2 separate regions of the Homo sapiens genome follow, and region 2 is linked to region 1. A link is a loop called in an ENCODE intact Hi-C map of the cell type or tissue named here. Cell type or tissue: Caco-2. All regions are shown on one strand. Links, peaks and the distances in the headings refer to the core of each region. The heading gives the core; the rest is flanking DNA.

Evidence for each region. Peaks named below come from ENCODE experiments on the same cell type or tissue, not always from the same donor. Only the 100,000 strongest peaks of a DNase experiment are listed, where the experiment ranks them.
Region 2: a loop joins it to region 1, with 6 times the contacts of the local background. A loop is called at or near these places in 2 of 110 quality-filtered maps.

The regions. Positions count from the first base shown.
Region 1 is chr10:24,245,721-24,255,976 of GRCh38, forward strand. The region is part of intron 2 of KIAA1217; the gene reads left to right. Among named protein-coding and RNA genes, the nearest start is that of MIR603, 25 kb to the right of the region's middle. In Caco-2, for the core only: no CTCF peak of the experiment used is centred there; DNase peaks (open chromatin) are centred at 4,335 and 6,011.
Region 2 is chr10:24,499,686-24,509,941 of GRCh38, forward strand. KIAA1217 reads left to right here. Exons shown (of 21, transcript NM_019590.5): 9 at 1,694-1,860. Among named protein-coding and RNA genes, the nearest start is that of ARHGAP21, 220 kb to the right of the region's middle. RefSeq lists an enhancer at 1,767-2,267. In Caco-2, for the core only: a CTCF peak has its summit at 4,138 (motif pointing left); a DNase peak (open chromatin) is centred at 4,116.

The DNA of each region.
Region 1 (10,256 bases), core at 1,039-9,038:
TCCCGGGCTCAAGCAATCCTCCTGCCTCTGTCTCCCAAGTAGCTGGGACTGCAGGCATGTACCATCACACCAACTAATTTTTTTTTTTTTTCTTTTAGGTAGAGCCAGGGTCTCACTTTGTTACTTAGGCTGGTCTCAGACTCCTGGGCTCAAACAATCCTCCCACTTTAGTCTCCCCAAAAGTTTAGATCAAAGGTGTCAACCACTGCACCTGGCCAGGTCTCATTTTCATAGCAGTCACTGGTAGTAAGGTAAATGTGCTGCAGATAATCGTTTGGCCTGTGTTTTGGAGGGACCTTTTTGTTTTTTAATTGTCTCTTTGAATTTTGCACAAAGAAGGGTTGCACGGGCTCCGTTCATCTTTAACTTATTATTTGCATCCTTTTTTATGATAAGTTTTAAGACTACTGAAGAAAGCAGCTCCGGTAAAGAGCCTCACAAAGGCCAATTTTCAATTTCTCCCTTGTGGGCTGTGTGTGTGTTTATGACGGTCAGAAGAAGACAGACTCTCATTTAAAACTATTCTCTCTTCAAAGCAATTATAAAGTGGCCCCATCATAGATAAACTTGACCCCTTTTAATTGCTGGTTAGATTGCTTCTTTTTTCTCTCCCTGTTGTGAACAGGACTGCAGTGACCATCCTTGTATCTGTGCATGTGGGAACGAATCTGAAGGACAAATTTCTAGAATGTCAAGTTGGATTGCTAGTTTTGGAAGGTATTGCCCAAACTTTTTCTCAAAAACACTCAGTTTATTCTGTCGATATGAATGTTGCAGGGGATATTATGGTACGTTCAGAGAATACAGTTCACTACAGTGATGCCAATGTGTGAAATACACTTGACATGTGGGTAGGAACACATAACCAAGTTATATTTAGTAAACAATCTACCGAGCAGTAGAGTTAATATGATCCCATTTATTATTTTATTTTCTAACAATTACTAGTGATACTTTAGTTTGGTTCTTGCTTTTCTAAACTGTTAACCGTGAACATGTAACTATTTAAAACTTATGCTGGGTTTGCTGGGTCATGTCTGTAATCCCATCTTGGAAGCCAAGGCAGGAGGATCAGTTGAGGCCAGGAGTTTGAGACCAGCCTGGCCAACATGGCGAAACCCGATCTCTACTAAAAATATAAAAATTAGCTGCACACGGTGGTGCGCATCTGCAATTCCAGCTACTTAGGAGGCTGAGGCAGGAGAATCACTGGAACCCGATGGCGGAGGCTGCAGTGAACGGAGATCACACCACTGCACTCCAGCCTAGGTGACAGAGCAAGGCTCTGTCTCAAAAAAAAAAACAACCATATATTATTCATTAAATGCATGTTCATGCTTACTTAACCAACAGTATGGCCCTTTGGCTTAGTCTCATAGTCTATCTGACCCTTATTTTCTTTTCTTTTTTTTTTTTTTCAAATGCCCCTTTCATTATGAAACTCTTTTTTAACTTTTAATTTAAGTTCAGGGGTATGTGTGCAGATTTGTTACATAGGTAAACTTGTGTCATGGGGCTTTGTTGTACAGATTGTTTCATCACCCAGGTATTATTTTATTTTCATTTTAGTTTTTTAAATTTCTTTTTAGAGGCGGGGTCTCACTGTGTTTTGCCCAGGCTGGTCTCGAACTCCTCCTGGTCTCAAGCAATCCTCTCGCCTCTGCCTCCCCAAGTGTTGGGATTATAGGCATGAGCTACTGCACTCAGCCCACCATTTGTTTTAAAAAGGGTGGATCCTATTTGTATAAAAAGCCATGTGCATTTTCTGTGTACTTGTCTACACATTAATTTCCAGGCTGGGCGTGGTGGCTCACGCTTGTAATCCCAGCACTTTGGGAGGCCAAGGGGAGGCAGATCATGAGGTTAGGAGATCGAAACCATCCTGGCTAACACGGTGAAACCCCGTCTCTACTAAAAATACAAAAACAAAATTAGCAGGGTGTTGTGGCGGGCGCCTGTAGTCCCAGCTACTCAGGAGGCTGAGGCAGGAGAATGGCATGAACCCGGGAGGTGGAGCTTGCAGTGAGCTGAGATTGCGCCACTGCCCTCCAGCCTGGACAACAGAGTGAGGCTCCGTCTTAAAGGAAAAAAATTTCTGGAATGATGTCCAATAAATCAGAGAGAGGGACTAGAAGACTAATGAGGACAGAAGCTTTTATTCTTAACACCTATATTTTGCTACCATTTATATTGTCATCATATGCATATAACATTTTAACATTTAAAAACTAGTTTAAACAGAAATGGTTGCCCTGGAATGTGGCCTGTGTTCTTTCAAGGGAGGCCAGCAGTTTCTACAGTGGCTGAGATGGTACCTTCATCTCACACACCTACGCAGGAGTGCATTTGTGCTTTGATGTGGTTGTCCCTTGAAGAAGGAAGCAGTTCTCTTTTTCTTTTTTCCCTTTTCCATTATAGGATCAGTCACTTCTTGGGGCATTAGTAGTCTCATTTCCAGTGGCATCTTCCCTTGGCAAAAGGAATCCCAGATAGGACCTCATCTTTCTAAACAAATGCTGTTTTGGGTCCTAACCATCCCATGTTTGCTTTGAATATGTTTAAGTTGCCTGGAATTATCAACAAAAGAATTAAATTTATTGTAGGTCAGGGCATCTTTTGACTCATTGTATAAAACATTCACTTTAAATGTATACCGAAATGTCCTTTAGGCCGGGCGCAGTGGCTCATGCCTGTAATCCCAGCACTTTGGGAGGCCAAGGCAGGTGGATCACCTGAGGTCAGGAGTTCAAGACCAGCCTGGCCAACATGGTGAAATCCCGTCTCTACTAAAAATATAAAAATTAGCCGGGCATGGTGGCGGGTGCCTGTAATCCCAGCTACTAGGGGGGCTGAGACAGGAGAATCGCTTGAACTTGGGAGGCGGAGGTTGCAGTGAGCCGAGATCACTCCACTGCCCTCCAGCCTGGGCAACAAAGCAAGACTCCATCTCAAAAAAAAAAAAAAAAAAAAAAAAAAATGTCCCTCATACCTAAACCTTACCTCTTGCTAATTTGCTGAGGGTTCATTTTAGATAAAAGGTGTTTAGGTTTTCATATTATGTTTGTAACTGTATAGCTATGATTCAGTTTCCTAAATGAAAAAAGAAACTGTTTTAATGTACAGACTATTTAGATTTGAAAAGACTGTGAGAGCTTTTTCTTTTATAGCAAGACAAGTCAAGAATAGAAGGCACACTGCGAGAGGGATGTCTTTTGAAAGAAAAGAAACACTACTTTTTATATTCTCAAATCACTGAAGAAAGCTTTAGACATAATTTCAAACACTAGCTCCTGTTTAATTCAGATGCACAGAATGCATTAAAACCACGAGTGTAGTGGACGTGATTTATACATTCTCTTAGCACAAATCAGTACCTATCTTCACTGTAATTAGACTTTTCTTCCTTTCTCCTTCTCAAAAGCTACTTTTGAAACCTTATGTTTTCCCTGGACATATTTTCTGTACTTCATAAAATAGCTCAGTTCTGCAACTAACTGCAAATATTTGCAAAAGGGAACAAATGTAAAATAAACGTCCCCTAATGCAGTGTTTGGTGAAGAAACATATGTCTGACATTAGTTGGTTAACCTGAAAAATAGTAAGAAACAACTCTACTTAGGGGAAAGGGGGTAGAATTGAGCCCGTACTGTGCAAATCAAGAGAAAGCTATAATTTACGCAATTTTTATTAAAGAGAATACAAGTGCTGTAGGCTTGGGGTGGTGCTAGGTCATATTTAAGCCTAATTGAGCTTTTTCTATATCATTAGAAAAATGGGCCAAGTTTCCTATATTATAGGGTAAATACAACATTTTCTTCCTGCAAATATTAAATACCACTGGCTTTTTAAGACGTAAACATCCAAATCTCAAATGTCTTTATTCATGCCAATGCAATACAATAAAAATATTCCCCATATACACTTAAATCACTGCAAGTAAGCCTTAGAATCCCCACAAGTATTATTACTTACTATATCTCAGAAACTTTCACACACATTATTTCAAATATAGTTCTCCCAAAAAAACCCTGCGGAGAGATACCTGTAAACCAAGGCTGAGACTAGCCTAGACAGTTCGTTCTTTAGACAACAGGAGTGGAGATTTGAACCCAGCTATTGTGACTCAAGCAAGCCTAGGGCATGTTTCTGAGATCTCTAAGGTGTGCGCTGTGAAACCGGTGGCTCATTTTATGGGTTGGATTTCCAAACACGACTATCACAATCATGCCAGGAATCAATGACTGACTTCTTGCCTCCGTGGCCTGAAGTTCTCCTCTGCACCTCCTACCTTTTTGCCATTTCAGTGATGCACCAAAGGGTGGAGTTGAAGAACATCAGTTTTGCTGCTGCTTGTTGGCAATACTCTCAAAAAGGCGTGGGGAGGGAGAGGTGTAACTCACCCCTGAAGTCAAGCCTGGAGATTACTTGTCAGGAATGTCAAAAGCATTTGTTAAGCAACCTTCTTCCTGGCATTTTAAGAAGAAAGCCGCATACATAGATCAAATCCCTTCCTTCAGAAACCTGTACTCTCTGAACAGAGCCTTGGAATTCAGCCTAGAGAAAGAATACTTGGTGGTTCATAGAACTTGGTTCACAAAAGAGTGCTTGCTGCCCACGCATTTTGCACAATGACTCCCAAACACACAGAATGCACATTGGCAACAATTTTACGCGTGTTTCCAAAAGTGCTGACTGGAATTGAAGGGACACATTTGGCACTTTTTTTTTTTGAAATGGGGTCTCTCTCTGTCACCCAGGCTGGAGTGCAGTGGCGCAATCTCGGCTCACTGCAACCTCCACCTCCCAGGTTCAAGCGATTCTCCTGCTTCAGCCTCTGGAGTAACTGGGACTACATGTGCCTGCCACCACGCCTTGCTAATTTTTTTTTTTTTTGTATTGTTAATAGAGACGGAGTTTCGCCATGATGGCCAAGCTGGTCTCAAACTCCTGACCTCAAGTGATCTGCCCACCCCCCGCCCCTCGGCCTCACAAAGTGCTGGGATTACAGGCGTGAGCCACTGTGCCTGGCCACATTTGTCAACTTTCATTGGTCAATGATTGATGCAAGCCAGAATAAGAATAGATTGGGCCGGGTGCAGTGGCTCACACCTGTAATCCCAGCACTTAAGGAGGTCGAGAGAGCAGATTGCTTGAGACCAGCAATCTGAGATCAGCCTGAGCAACACAGGAAGACCCTGTCTTCACAGAAAAATGAAAAAAATTAGGCCAGGTGCTATGGCTCACACCTGTAATCACAGCACTTTGGGAGGCTGAGGTGGGTGGATCACCTGAGGTCAGGGGTTTGAGACCAGCCTGGGCAACATGATGAAACCTGTGTCTACTAAAAATACAAAAAATAGCTGGGTGTGGTGGTGCACCCCTGTAATCCTAGCTACTCAGGAGGCTGAGGCATGAGAATCACTTGAACCCAGGAGGCGGAGGTTGCAGTGAGCCGAGATCACACCACTGCACTCCAGCCTGGGCGACAGAGTGAGACTATGTCTCAAAAAAATTAAATTAAAATTAAAATTGAGCCTGATGTGGTGGCACATGCCTGTAGTTCCAGCTATGCAGGAAGTTAAGATGGGAGGATCCCTTGAGCTTGGGAGATCAAGGCTGCAGTGAGCTGTGATTGTAACTACTGCATTCTAGCCTAAGAAACAGAAAGAGACACTGTCTCAAAAAAAAAAAAAAAAAAAAAACAAGAAAAAAAAAGAAAGAAAAAAACAGATCAGAGGCCCTGGCCTGGGGTCAGTTTCTCCAGAAAGGCCTGCACAATGGAGTTTTCATGTAAAAAATTTCTTACATCCTGATTTTAAAAAATCAGATGATCAGGAAACATTGAGTTCCGATTCCTTTGTTACAACCTCCACTAAAGCTAAGTAACAGCTGCTGTATTAAGATGGGGCTCCCCCTCTCCATCCCACACCTGCCTCCCTTACATGCCTAACTCCTGTTGTAAATAGGGACCCTAATCTGATGTTTTTGTAGTCCCTTTCCTAGGGGCACTGTGGGGAGGTGGAAGGAATTTCACCTTTGTTGTTGGACAGACTTAGATTTGAGAACTGGTTCTACTACTTACTGTTTGTGTGGTCTGGGACAAGTCACTTGGTCCAAGTAAGCTTCTGCATCTGTTAAAAAAAAAAAAAAAAAAAAAAAAGGGGCGGGGAGCTAAGAATTCCTGCCCAGCAAGTTGGTTTGCAGATCAGAGGCAGTGTGTGAGAAGTACTTAACCCAGCACCTGGCATATAGTAGATGTTCAGGACATCGTAGCAGGAATAAGGGAGACATCTCACAAAACATTTTGTGAGAAAGGATCAGTTTCTATCTAGTCAATGTCTTAAACATTCATAGGTTGTTCATGGTGGGAGCTGCTCGAGGAATCATCCTAGTTTTATGGAGGAGGAATCTGAAGCTGGAGGAATTGTCTCCTTCAAGATTACTTAGTTAAAGGCAAACAGGTTCATAGCCAGTGGCTCTTCACCAACCCACAAAAAGGCCTCAGATTATAATTTTGAAGATTAAGTATATGAAAGTGCTATTTGAGTGATTAAGTGTAAGCATCAGATCATTTTGAACTGGTGAGATGGCTCACACCTGGAATTCCAGCACTTTGGGAGGCCCAAGAGGGAGGATTGTTTGAGCCCAGGAGTTCAAGACCAACCTGGGCAACATTGTGAGAGCCTGTCCCTACAAAAAATAAAAAAAAATTAGCCAGGCATGCTGGCACACACCTGTGGTCCTAGCTACTCTAGAAGCCGAGGCCAAAGGATTGCTTGAGGCCAGAAGGTTGAGCCTGAAATGAGCTCTGATTGCGCCACTGTGCCACAAGCTGGGCGACAGCAAGACACTGTGTCCAAAAAAGAAAGATAATTTTGATTAGCACAAAGATGGGACAGCTACATGTGATCAGATTTGGAAAAAAAAAATAACCATTCATTCATTCATTCATTTACTCGGCACTGATTGAGTCTAGTTTGGACAGGTATTGCCCTAGTCTCTGGGATGACAGCGAGAGGCAAAACACAGACACTCACTGCCTGCATAGAGCTCAGAATGTAATGGTGGGAAGGCAGAGGAGGAAACAGATATACAGATAATTTTAGATGGAGATACCTGCCATGAAGGAAGTAGAGGAAGGCCAGGTGCAGTGGCTCATGCTTGTAATCCCAGCACTTTCCCAGCACTTTGGGAGGCTGAGGCAGAAAGATCGATTGAGCCCGGGAGTTTGAGACCAGCCTGGGTAATATAGCGAGACCCCGCCTCTACAAATAATTAAAAAAAAAAAAAAGAAATAGGATTACCTGAAAAGGAGCCAGTCTTGCAAACAGCCGGGCAAAGAGTGAGCAAGAGTTTTTTGGGAAGAGGTGCACACAGCAAGTGCTGAGACCCAGAGGAAGGAAGGGGCTTGTCTGCTGAAGGACCCAGGTGCCCTGGGAGAGGTAGCCAGAGGCGCTTAGTAAGCTTCAATCAGGATTTTAATCTTAATATAGTGCTGAGGGTTTTAAGCAGAAGAGTGATAGAAGAGAGTTAGCTTTTGTGCAAGCACTATTATTCATGGAAGTCCCCTTTCGATGGGGTAGTGGGGACTCCTCACTAAGCTGTCCTTCTATCTCTGTGGCTGTCTCAGAGAAGCACTGTGGAACTCCAGGGTGCTACGTAGCTCACCACGGTGACCCCCAATGCAGGCCACTTACAGAAGCTTGAAGATCTGTGATTTGCTCACCCAGGCTCCCATGCCGAGTGTTCTTGTCATTAACTCAAAAGCCAAATGCTGGTATTTCTGTTCTTACTTGCTTGATTGTTTGTTTACCAGTTCTCAACATCTTCAGTGTCCACTTGGTTACTAAAATGTTTACTCCTTAGCCCAGTGTGTAGGCATGTGCCTGTAATCCCAGCTACTCAGGAGGCTGAGGCAGAAGAATCTCTTGAACCTGGGAGGTAGAGATTGAAGTGAGCCAAGATTGTGCCACTGCAATCCAGCCTGGGCAACACAGCGGGACTCTGTCTCCAAAGAAAAAAAAAAAAGAAAAGGAAAGAAAAAATTATCCAGGCATAGTGGTACTCACCTGTAGTCCCAGCTGCTCGGGAGGTTGAAGCGGGAGGATCACCTGAGCCCAGGAGGTTGAGGCTGCAGTGAGCCATGATCAGGCCACTGCACTCCAGCCTGGGTGACAGAGTGAGACTCTGTCTCAAAAAGAATATAAAAATAATAAAAATAAAATAAAATGTTTCCTCTTGATCACAAAAAAAAGGATATAGTTCTATGCAATCATGTCTGAAACAGGATACGTGTGTCATGCATCCCTGAGTTCGGGTTACCTCAATGACATGACCATTTACCTAATCTTTGCTTTTTCATCTGCTCTCAATTGAAAAGAAAGAAACCATTAATTATATTGAAAGATGCTGACTTGTAAGCTTCTCCCCTCTCCTGGCTCAGGTCAGTTGCTCAGAATGCACCCAGCAAAGATTGGCTGAACAAAGACAGGGAGATGTTGTGAGTCCCACTGATGCCCTTAACACCGGGCATTGTTCAACTTGGGGTCATTTGTGAAAATGATGGGAATGCAACTTCCTCACTTTACAGATGAGAAAACAGCCTCAGAGAAATGCTGGGATATGGGATATGAGTTGGTCTCATAGCCTGTGAGTGCCAGAGCCAGCTCGAATCCAAGTTTCTGACTCACAGTGACTCTTATCCAGCAGGACGTATTCTTCAGAGGCCATGTGTTGAAAACAGTTAGGTGGGTTGGGGGCTGCAGGCCATACCATTAGGAAATGGGGGGCATGTCCTCTGGGTGGTTCCTAAGCATTTGGATGTTACAGCCCTGCCTTTCTTTATTCTGTTGTTCTAGAAGCTCCAACCTGGTATGCTTTTAAGGCAGATATGGCCACAAATGAAGCACATTCACATGACTGCACTGCCTTTCTGGATGAAACAATTTGACCAAACACTGGTGTTGAGACAGTTGGTGATTTGGGCTTTGCCACGTGGTGGGAATGACACAATAAATATATTTTGATATGAATTAGGTAAAGATCTGTCTCTAACCTTGGGCTATATGTGAACATTAACTGCCCATTGGATACTGGGGAACTATAAATGTCTCCGTCCAACTCTGTTCAACTCTAATTTTTTTTTTTTTTTGAGACGGAGTCTTACTCTGTCACCCAGGCTGGAGTGCAATGACGTAATCTTGGCTCACAGCAACCTCTGCCTCCTGGGTTCAAGTGATTCTCCTGCCTCAGCCTCCCAAGTAGCTGGGATTACAGGAGCCCGCCACCATGCCCAGCTAATTTTTGTATTTTTTAGTAGACACAGGGTTTCACCATGTTGGCCAGGCTGGTCTCGAACTCCTGACCTCAAGCCATCCACCTCCCTCGGCTTCCCAGAGTGCTGGGATTACAGGCATGAGCCATGACACCCGGCCTGTAATTTTCTTTAAAGACTGCCACTGGGTGGAACCCACTGGGCCCAGTGAGAACTACGGAAAAGAGACCCATTCTTGCCCTCATTGTTAGTGTCCACATCCGGATTTACCTAAACCCCACCCAGGTGGCATTTGCATAGTAATGAAAAACCGGTATTTTCTAGCTGTGAATCACACTTCAAATCCTGAGCGGCTGACTGTCAGGGGTGCGTCAGGCCTGCTTGCTGGGAGAATGGACGAGCTGGTTGTGGAGCGGGCGGGTCCCGCCACCCGTGGGCTCAGCACTGGACTGCTCCCAGAACATTAAAGGTCTGGCTGATGTTCCATGCCACATCTGGACATGAAGACCCATGTCTGCCCTTCTGTAGAAGGGCCAAAGAAGAAAGGAGGCATCACATGTTTCTGCTGTGGGGGGCCCTTCCGAGCAGCAGACAGGAGCAAGGTACAGGAGTGGCCTGATTCTGGGGTTTCCCTGCCCCCCCTGGGGTCCCTAAACTGCTGTGTGATATGTTTCTAACTATCTGGACAGCTCACCCAAGAGTCAGTTGTTCCCAGTCGCTTCTTGCTGAGGATAAGCCAAAAGAGGGCCGGGGGCCAATCTGGTTTCTTTCAAGTGAAATTATGCTTCTCAAGCAGAGAATGATTGCCCACAGCAGTTAAACCTTGTTTAATGGTAATTAAATTGCTTTTCTTCACTTTGAAAAATCTCTTAATTTTCTGTACAAAGGCAGGAAGCATTTTTCTTTGATTCTACAGGATGTTTCTAAGTATGGTGTAATCAGTTCATCTTACCTTGCCGGGCTCTGAAAGAATGAGTGTGTG
Region 2 (10,256 bases), core at 822-8,821, 250 kb after region 1:
CATGCCACTGCACTCCAGCCTGGACAAGACAGAGCGAGACTCTGTCTCAAAAAAAAGAAAGAAAGAAACATAACAAAAAGCTCGCTATCGGGTCTCCTGGAGCTCCATTGTCAGTTCTTTAAAATGCCTTCTGGCCTGCTCCCCTGCTGCCTCCCCAAGAGGGCCATTAGAGGGGCTGGGAGACTGGCCCTATTTGGATGGTCACTCATGGATGAAGACCATGGGGCGCCAGCAGCATCAGCATCGCCAAGGCCAAGCAAGAAAGAGGATAGTTTCAGGGAGCTCCCTGGCTCATGAGCCACTTTGAGCTCCACTGGGGCCTGGCTGAGTTGTGTGTGCTGGAGCGGGAAAGGTTCCCGAAATGACTGAGCCAGGATGGAAAGACAGGGTACCACCACACTATAGCCACTCCAGGGTCTGCAAGTGGCCAGCAGTGCTCTGTCCTGCAAGGCCAGCCTGGCCTGTGACAAAGCTTTACAGGAAAGAGAACTGAACAGAAGTGTGTGTGTGTGTGTGTGTGTGTGTGTGTGTGTCTTTATTAGTAACATGGATCCAGCCTCTACTCCAGAAGAGTGTGTGTGCGTGTGTGTGTGTGTCTTTATTAGTAACATGGATCCAGCCTTTACTCCAGAACAGTGTGTGCATGCGTGTGTGTGTGTGCGTGTCTTTATTAGTAATATGGATCCAGCCTCTACTCCAGAAGAGTGTGTGCGTGTGTGTGTGTGTGTGTGTGTGTCTTTATTAGTAACATGGATCCAGCCTCTACTCCAGGTACCTGTATCAATAGAATTGCATTGTCCTTTTTAGAGTCCCCTCCTGAAGAATTTTTGCATCTTGCCTTATTTTCTTACTAAAGGAGTTGTGTGCAGATGCCCTCTTTCTTTTCATTTTGGAAATCTGAAGGGATTCAGGACAGTACCCAGTTCTTACTAATCTCCCCTTGGCGATTGGCTGAATCTCTGCCCAGAAATAAGTTGCATGTCCTTAGGTTACATTTGCTGTGCAGAAAATAGGCACATAAGCACTCTATATTAGGTCTCAGAATTTTAAAATTAGTTTTCTCTATTATAAAATTGCAGATATTCAGTATGCAGATTTTAGAAATACAAAAAATTGGCCAAGTGCGGTGGTTCACGCCTGTAATCCTAGCTCTTAGGGAGGCAGAGGCAGGAGGATAGCTTGAGCCCAGGTGTTCGAGACCTGCCTGGGCAATACGGTGAGACCCTGTTCTCAAAAATAAAAAATAGTAAACAAACAAACAAAAAACCTTATATTGGAAAAGCACAGCTGGAGATACCGTTAACACTTTGTTTTATACACTTCTAAGCTTTTCTCTATGCAAACCTGTGTGTTTAAAAAAGCTCTACTTCCAGGGGTTAAGAAAAGAAAAAAAAATTAAAATAAAAAAAAAATAAACAAAATTGATCAATTGATAGAACAATCAGTGGATAGATAGATAGGAGCATAGGCAGCTCTGTGGCCTGTCTTCCTATGGCACTTTCTTACTAAACTTCTAGAATGTGATCATTGCACACTGCATACCATAACACTGTGTGATTCATATATATGCATATTTTTTGTAATGAGAGAATTAGGCCTTTTTAGAATTACCAGTCATCTGCATTGGGATGGGATGCATAGCTTAGACTTTCCTTTGTGGCCTTCTGAGTTCTCTGATGCACTTTTCTCATAGGAACGCCCCATGTGTCTGGTGGGAAGATGCTCAGTGCTCTGGAGTCCACGGTGCCTCCCAGCCAGCCTCCACCTGTGGGCACCTCAGCCATCCACATGAGCCTGCTTGAGATGAGGCGGAGCGTGGCGGAACTCAGGCTCCAGCTCCAGCAGATGCGGCAGCTCCAGGTATTCCTCATGCACGGCGGCCTCTGTCTCGGTTGCCCTGAGCTCTTCCTACCTTCCTTTTCCTAGGGGCTCCGTGAAGACCTAGAGAATGTAGAACCATAGAAACAGCATGGCTTCCTCTCTCACACACACAATCCAAGTCTAGAGCCTTCCACTGCAACTATAGTCAATCTATAACCACTTCTTTTTTTTTTTTTTTTTTTTTTTTTTTTTTTTTTTTTGAGACGTAGTCTCGCTTTGTCCCCCAGGCTGGAGTGCAGTGGCGCGATCTCGGCTCACTGCAAGCTCCGTCTCCCGGGTTCACGCCATTCTCCTGCCTCAGCCTCCCGAGTAGCTGGAACTACAGGCGCCCGCCACCACGCCCGGCTAATTTTTTCTATGTTTTAGTAGAGACGGGGTTTCACCGTGTTAGCCAGGATGGTCTCGATCTCCTGACCTCGTGATCCACCTGCCTCGGCCTCCCAAAGTGCTGGGATTACAGTCTTGAGCCACCGCGTCTGGCCTACAACCACTTCTTTAAGCTGTGCGTACTTTTACGCAGGAAGAGACTCTAGGGCATTTGTTTTTGGAGAAGAGCCGAAAGGAGAGGGGCCACGGGGAGCATGCCGACAGCCAGTGAAGGCTGACTTCTGACAGCTTGGAGGCTCCATCCTCCTCCACACTGAACGGGGACAAAGGTGGATAGTCAGCCAAGCTTTTTTTTTTTTTTTTTTTTTCATTTTTTTTGCAAGGATCTGTGATGTATTTAGAACTATGAGTTTAGAATAGAAGATGAATTCATAAGGAAAAAAAGCCATCATGGTGATTTGTTACGAAAAACATCTGCATTTCATTCAGATACTGTGATCCATCCGTTCCTTGCTCTTTTCCATTGTTAAGGAATATATAAACTCTACGGGAATCAGGATAAGTGACCCTTCAGGTCACGAATCTTGGTCAACAAATCCCGTAAATCTGCCAAAGCAGAATAAGCTGTCTCCTGGGTAATAAGGAGGTAGAGATGTGCATCTCTGCATGAGACCACATATTTGCTCTGTGCACCTTCTCCCACCTCCCTGCCCTGGCTGGTAGGTTGGTCGTTGAGGATACAGTGCTGGCCTAGGCTCTATACAGATATCCTCCCTGACTTCCAGAAGCTCATAATCCAAATAGTGCTAGAAGATAGGGCCAGGTGTCATGGCTCATGCCTGTAATCCCAGCACTTTGGGAGGACGAGGCAGGTGGATGACGAGGTCAGGACTTCAAGACCAGCCTGGCCAATGTGGTGAAACCCCATTTATACTGAAAAAAAATTAGCCAGGCATGGTGGGGTGTGCCTCTAGTCCCAGCTACTAGGGAGGCTGAGACTTGAGAATCACTTGAATGTGGAAGGCAGAGGTTGCATGAGCCAGGATAGCACCATTGCACTCCAGCCTGGGCAATAGACCAAGACTATGTCTCAAAAAAAACAAGATAAATGTATCCAGGATCCTGGAGCAGCCATGGGGATGCAACCTCCTGAGCCCTTTCCTCTAATAGGAAAAAGGCTTCCAATCGGTTCTGCTTCTTCAGCACAGCGACAGCACAAGCCCTAAGTTGTTTAACCACCTAATGAAAGCTAAGAAAACAATTTCCCCTTGCCCTCTGCCTACCAGAAAACACACAGAAAGGCAGCTGGTTTGAGAGACCTGCCCCAAGGCCCCAGCATGGATCATGACGGTTGCTAGAAGAGTGAGGGCTCTGATCTCCAAAGGCTACTCTGTCTCTTAGGCAACATCCCAGATACCTTGAACATCTGATGCAAATTCATTTAAATCTCCTAGTGAATCTCATCGTCTGTGATGGCCCCATCCTTTGCATTAGCTTCCTCTCGCTTTGCAATTTTAAAGACACATTGCAATGAAATGAAGTGTACGGGTTGGGCTGGGTTGTGTCAGGGGGTGACAAAGTCACATGTCTTCAGTGTCCGGGCAGTAACAGCAAGTGAAATGGAGGAGAGACCACAGTAAATTGGCCCCTTTAAAGGATAGTAGCCACTCAGTTCCAACTGGCTCTTAACCTGATAGAATAAGTATCCAGTGTTTCTAGATGTTTCAATATTTCAAGCAAATCTGGAGACACAGGTTTTATATGAATTACCGCCATTTAAAAATGTTGGAAAGTAATTGAAAACTAATTACTGAGTACTCTGCAGGCCAAAGGACACAATTGCAGTTCAGAGGGGGCCTATCGGCTCCCAAGTTCGTTCTTACCTGGGGCTCCTGGAGGTCAAGCCCTTCCCTTCACTGCTCCTGCCTTTTGGCACCATCTGCTGGCCATTTCGAAATTGTTACCTCCTCATTGCGCCCTTTAAGAAAAACATACATATCATTTGTATGGAAGTACCTAACTGCTCTCAAAAGTGAGCATTTGTTGGTTTGGGGACAGGGATGGAATTGCTTTAGCATAAATGCCGCACTTCCCCTGGGAATTTCACAGGCGTTAGAGGTGAATTTGATACCAAGGCTCTCTTGATGTCTGTAGCTACAGCGTCACCCCATCAGTGGCTGGCGTAGTTTGGTCCTCTGGCCGGCTGGGAGGGATCTCTCACACTTGTCTCGCCTTGCAACCCTTGAACTGTGCAGCTTTGTGAAAAAGAGCAGTTTTCTTAAACAAAGAAGGTCTTTGGTCAAGGTCTAGGAATGCTGTGTTAACCACACAAGTTTCTTTATTGCTCCAGAACTACTCAACTTTTCTGGCTTTCTGGGAATAAAGAACAGTGAGCAAATGTGCTTTTGAGCCTGGGAAGTTGGGCAGTTCTAAAGCGCAGACTCGCAGGGAAAAATAAGCATGGTGTTTCCTAACCTGGCTGTTACTGTTTCTACCTCTGCATTTGTATTCCCTGGGTCCCATTCAGCTTTCCTCCCCATCAAACTTCTGTCTTTTCAATCGAGGGAGTCTACTTAAGACAAAAACAGCTTAGAATAATTAAGCTATCTCGGCACCAATTCTCCTTCAACATGTGCGGTATTATATACCAAAAATGAACTGCAGCCGCACAGTGGCTCTAAGTCCAATAATGGAGCTATCATTAGAGATATACGAAACACTAGACTAGTCTCAAAAGAACAAAAATTGAATTAGAAATTCAAATATTCTTTGAACTGTGTTATAAAATAGTGAAACTGAATAAAACCATTTGTGCTTGGCAGCCAGCTCCAGTAATTAGATAATTAAATCATTGGAAAATCCTAGACTGTAGAGCATATCCTATTTGAGCATTTCATTTTCAAAACTGATGGATTATTCTCAGGAATAGAAATTTGTTGCAGACACAATGGGGTGGGTAGATTTCAATGGGACAAGGGGAACCTAAGCAGAAGATCAAGGAAACCACTAAAAGCTTGTTCATGTTATCTTCTGCTCTCCAATTTCACAGGAGTTATCGGTCTAAGAGTGGTTCTCAATCCTGGCTACTCATTAGAATTATTTGAAACCCTTAGCAAAAATACCAGTGCTCAGGCACGATGGCCAGAGTCTGACTTCACTGGCACGGACTGGAGGCTAGGCACTGGTGACTCTAGAACATTCCAGGGTAAAAACTACTGTTTTTACCTCTTGGCTACAGGTAATATGAATGCTTAGTCCATGAAGACACCTCCTGGAAATGTTGAGATAGCCAGCTATTACCAATGACTTAAAGCCTTGACTTCAAACAATGCACCTCATTCCCAGTGGCTAATCTAGTATGTTCTCTGCTAGCTACATTTGGTATGAGAGCTATATGGAACCTTTATAGTGTGATATTCCCATTCCCAAATAACGGTTGGGTCTGTAATTAGCTAGCAACAATGGGAAAGGGTTTTGTCAAGGTTTTGTGCCTAACAGATGTTCTCCTCCAATGATGATTATGTTTGCCTGTTACCTTTCCTGATATCATTTTGAAAAAAAGCCCACTTTTTCTAAATAATGAACATCTTTTTCCCAAAATGCCACAGTACTTGGATTTTACCAAAGTCATCCCATATCTACAGAAGTGACTGCACTTCTTCCCCTCCTTGTGGGTGGCTGAGGAGAGAGAGAGAAGCTTCTGGAAGAGATGGTACAGGTTCTGTGGAGGCCAGATAGGCTTGGCATAAAGAGAGGATGGCGACCTCCTACTTCTTTCATCCCCAATCTCTTTATTCTGCTTCCTGATAAATAAAAAATTGGGTTGTTCATTACATTTGTAGGACTCCTGAGAATTTACTGTCCCTTCCCAAGAGAAGGAGGAGGTAAAATATCAACATAAAAAATAAACACAGTAGTGCATAGAGCCCTATGTATTTGAAATGATACAATTCAATACAATTTCCTTAATGTGTCTTTTTATGAGATGGCGCCTCGTGGAAATGTGCCAGGGTCTCATTTATCTTCTGACATGCATAACAATGGTCACGGGAATGCGGATCCCTGAGAACAGCATATTGGAGTTTCCCATGTGCAACAGACCCGTGTCCCCTGCCAAGCAGAAATAATAAACGGAACTAGTACAGGGCTTGACGATTAGGCTGCTTACAATGTGCCAAGGTCTAGTCAGATCTTCAGACAACAAGAAGCTTTCTAAGATGGGGAGACAGCACCCCAATAACATGGGTTATATAGCTGTGACCAGGCATCCCTTGTCTTGTTCCCTGAAGCCTGCAGGAACAGATCCAGGTGGGATCAGGAGTCGTTCTGAGGTCTGGCTTTCCTCCTGAATCTTTCTGATTTGTGGTATAACCACTGTTCCATGTCACTGCTAGACAGCAAAATCAGTCCAATTACATTATCCATTGTTGGCAAGACTGATAGTCTTAGATTTTACCTAAGAAATCAAAATTGAGTATGTGAGATATAGGTCCATTTTCAGGTTGGGGGAATTAGGTTTAGGCATTTGCTAGTTTCTCCATGAAGTGATTTGGATAACTTATTTGGTCCAATTAAAATTTTAATGGACAAGAGCATTATTTCTGTCTCTTATTTTACAAGAGTGCTTATAAAAATGGCAAAGCATTTTCAATAAATTATCTTTCTAGCTATGAGGAATAACTGCAACTCTACTTGCCCTCCCACTGTGGGCAACTAGAAAACTGAAAAATAAGCAAATGTATGAAACAAATGTTTTCAGAAATTAAACAACACAGGACCGTAATCCTTAGGAGAATGGGGGGAAAAAACCTACAGTTGACCCAGCTTTCTGTCTGGAGGCACTTTTCAGATCTTGGTGCAGGAAGGAAAAACCCAAGCATGGCACTGACAGTGAGTTGAGGAGATAAGACCAAAGTTTAGAGAGAGCTGAAACAGCTAGAACTGGTGGACTGGAGAACCAAACACAAGAAAGCTCTGCAGAGAAAGAAGTACATCAATAAATGGGTCTGTTATTAAATATTAAGCCAAGCATGTACAGTGTGAAAGCAACCGCTAAGCCAGGCAGAAACTAAGTCGGGGGCTGTAAGCCAAAAAGTTCCCGAAGTTCACACAGGCCTGGGAGATGTTCACGTTTTGAAAAGCAAAAAGCGAAGAGGCCTTGTTGAGCACCTGGGCATTTTGTAGAGATCGGAGAAGGACTGTGCCTCAGTCTTAGGACTAAACTAGCCCCAGAGGAAAGACTACCCTTGATTTAACCTAACTGCTTAAAAATAAGCCTTTAAAGGACAAAGCTGATCCACAAGTAACTGGACTGTCTGCCAGAGAAAGTCCAAAATCTGTAAAGGAAAACAACAAAATTCAGAGCTCCATGCCCAATATCCACTCAAAAATTACTAGACATGTGATGATGCTGACAAATGTGACCTATAACATTAAGAAAAATTTGTCAAGAGAAACCAACCAGACATGGCAGGGATAATGAAATCAGCAGCAAGGACTTCAAAACAGCTATTATAATTATTCTCAAGGATTTAAAGGAAGACATGAACATAATGAGGAAAGAAATGGAAGATATAAAAAATATCCAAGTGGAGCTTTCAAGAGCTGAAAAACAATATCCAAATGTGCTTAACAGAAGATTAATCACTGCCCAAAATGTCAGTCACCCTAAAAACAGCAATGGAAACTGTTCAAACTGAAGTATAGAGAGACAAGAGACTAAAGAAAATGAATTAAAATGTAGTGACCAGTGAGACAATATTAATAAAAGATGAAGTGGAAAGAGAAAAATATTCAAAAAGGTAATGACTGAATTTTTTCCAAATTTGATGAAAGCTGTAAATCCACAGACCAAAAAAGCTCAGTGAACCCCTAGAATGGTAAGCACAATGGAAATTGCACCAAAGCACATGGTAGTCAAATTGCTAAAAACCAGAGATAAATGGAAAAATCTTCAAAGCAGCTGGGGGTGGAGAGAAAACCCATTACATACAGGAATCACAATTAAGAATTAATGCCAACTTCTCATCAGAAACAAAAGGCAAGTCAGGACACAGTGGAATGACGTCTTTAAAGTATTGAAAGGAAGAAAAGTCTTTCAGAAAACAGAGAATACTTCCTAACTCATTTTATGAAGCCTGCATTACCCTAAGAGCAAAACCAGACAAAAATATTATAAGGGAAGAAAACCACAAACCAATATCCCTCACGAAAATATATGTAACAAATCCTTAACAAAACGTTAGTAACTGAATCCAGCAATATATAAAAAGAATAATACATTATCCTGGGGTTTTATTCCAGGAATGCAAGATTGTTTTAATACGAAAAAAATCAACGTATTTGACCTTATTAACAGAAAAATCGTATTTCAATAAATGCAGAAAAAGCATGTAACAAAATTTAGCATCAATGATAAAAACAGCGCTCTAGAAGTAGAAGGAAGCTTCCTTACCTTGATAAACAATGTTTGTGAATGACCTACAGAAAACATAGTTAATGGTGAAACACTAAACACATTCCCCATAAAATCAGGAGCAAGGCCAAGAAACCTACTCTGACATCTGTTTAACACTGTACTGAAGATTGTAGCAAGTTCAGTATGGCTAGAGAAAGAAATAGAGTCACACAAATCGAAATGTAAAATGTCTAATTGGCTTTACTCACAAATGACATGATTATATATGTGTAACATTAAATGGAATCTACAAAACATGCTACTAGAAATAAGTGACTTGAGCAAGATCACAAGAATCAAGTCAATGTACACAAATATTAAAATTTTGTTATATCCATTTGTACAATGAAATGCCACTTAGCAATAAAAGAATGAATCACTGAAAAACTCAGCAACAGGGCTGGATCTCAGAAAAACATATTCTGAACAAAATAAGCTGGACACAAAGGAGCACATGTTATATAATTCCATTTTTATAACGTTCTAGAACACAAAGAACTCATCTATAATGACAGAAAGCAGAGTGGTGGTTTCTTTGGGCTGGGGCTTGGGGATTGATTGTAAAAGGTCTCAAAGGAATTTTTTAGGATGATAAAATATATAGCTGTCTTTCAGCAGTGGTTACATCAGTGTATACATTTGTCAAAATTCATCGAACGGTGCACTTAAGATGGATATGTTTTATTGTCTGTAAACTTTGTGCCTCAAGACAGTTGATTTTAACTATTGAAATGTAGGTATCACCTCTTAAGCAAAAACCAACTTAACAATTTGAGCTTCCAAAAAGTAATTTACTTGAAGCATTTAGAGAAAGATGGTGATCCACATCATATCTTTAGCACTTTTTTACACTGTGCTCAGATAAGCAGGAACTGTCCTGCAGCCTGGAGACAGTGGCAAGAACACCAGACAGGGAGGGCAGGGGGACTGGGAAAGCAGACAGAGAACCTATGTAGACCTTGTTCATTCATGATTCACTCCTCATTGCCCACGTGCCAGCCGGTGAGCTATGACAGCTTCCCTCTTTAGTACCCTCAGCAGGATCCTGTAAGGCCCCGCTTTCTAGACAGGAGGATAATAAAGCCTAGGATTGAAACAGAGCCTCTCCCTCTCCTCCTCTTCTAGTGGAGTAAGTCTAGTTGTGTTTAAACATTATGCCCCGTTGTATTTTCCAATATTTCTTATCCTTCTCAGAAACGTTATATTGCGATTCATTCATAGAGCAAATACAGTTGCCCCTTGAACAACATGGGGGTTGGGGTGCTGACCCCTCATGCAGTAAGAAATCCATAACTTTTGGCTCCCCCAAACTTAACTACTAATAGCCTACTGTTGAGTGGAAGCCTTACCAATAATATAAACAGTTGATTAACACATATTTTGTATGTTGTACATATTATATACTATATTTGTTTTTTTCACATGCCTGCTGTGTCAAATATATACTGTATTCTGACAATAAAGTAAGTTGAAGAAAAGAAAATGTTATTAAGAAAATCATAAGAAAGGGAAAATCATAATATTCATTAAGTGGAAGTGGATCATTATAAAGGTCTTCATCCTCATTGTCTTCTCATTGAATAGATTGAGG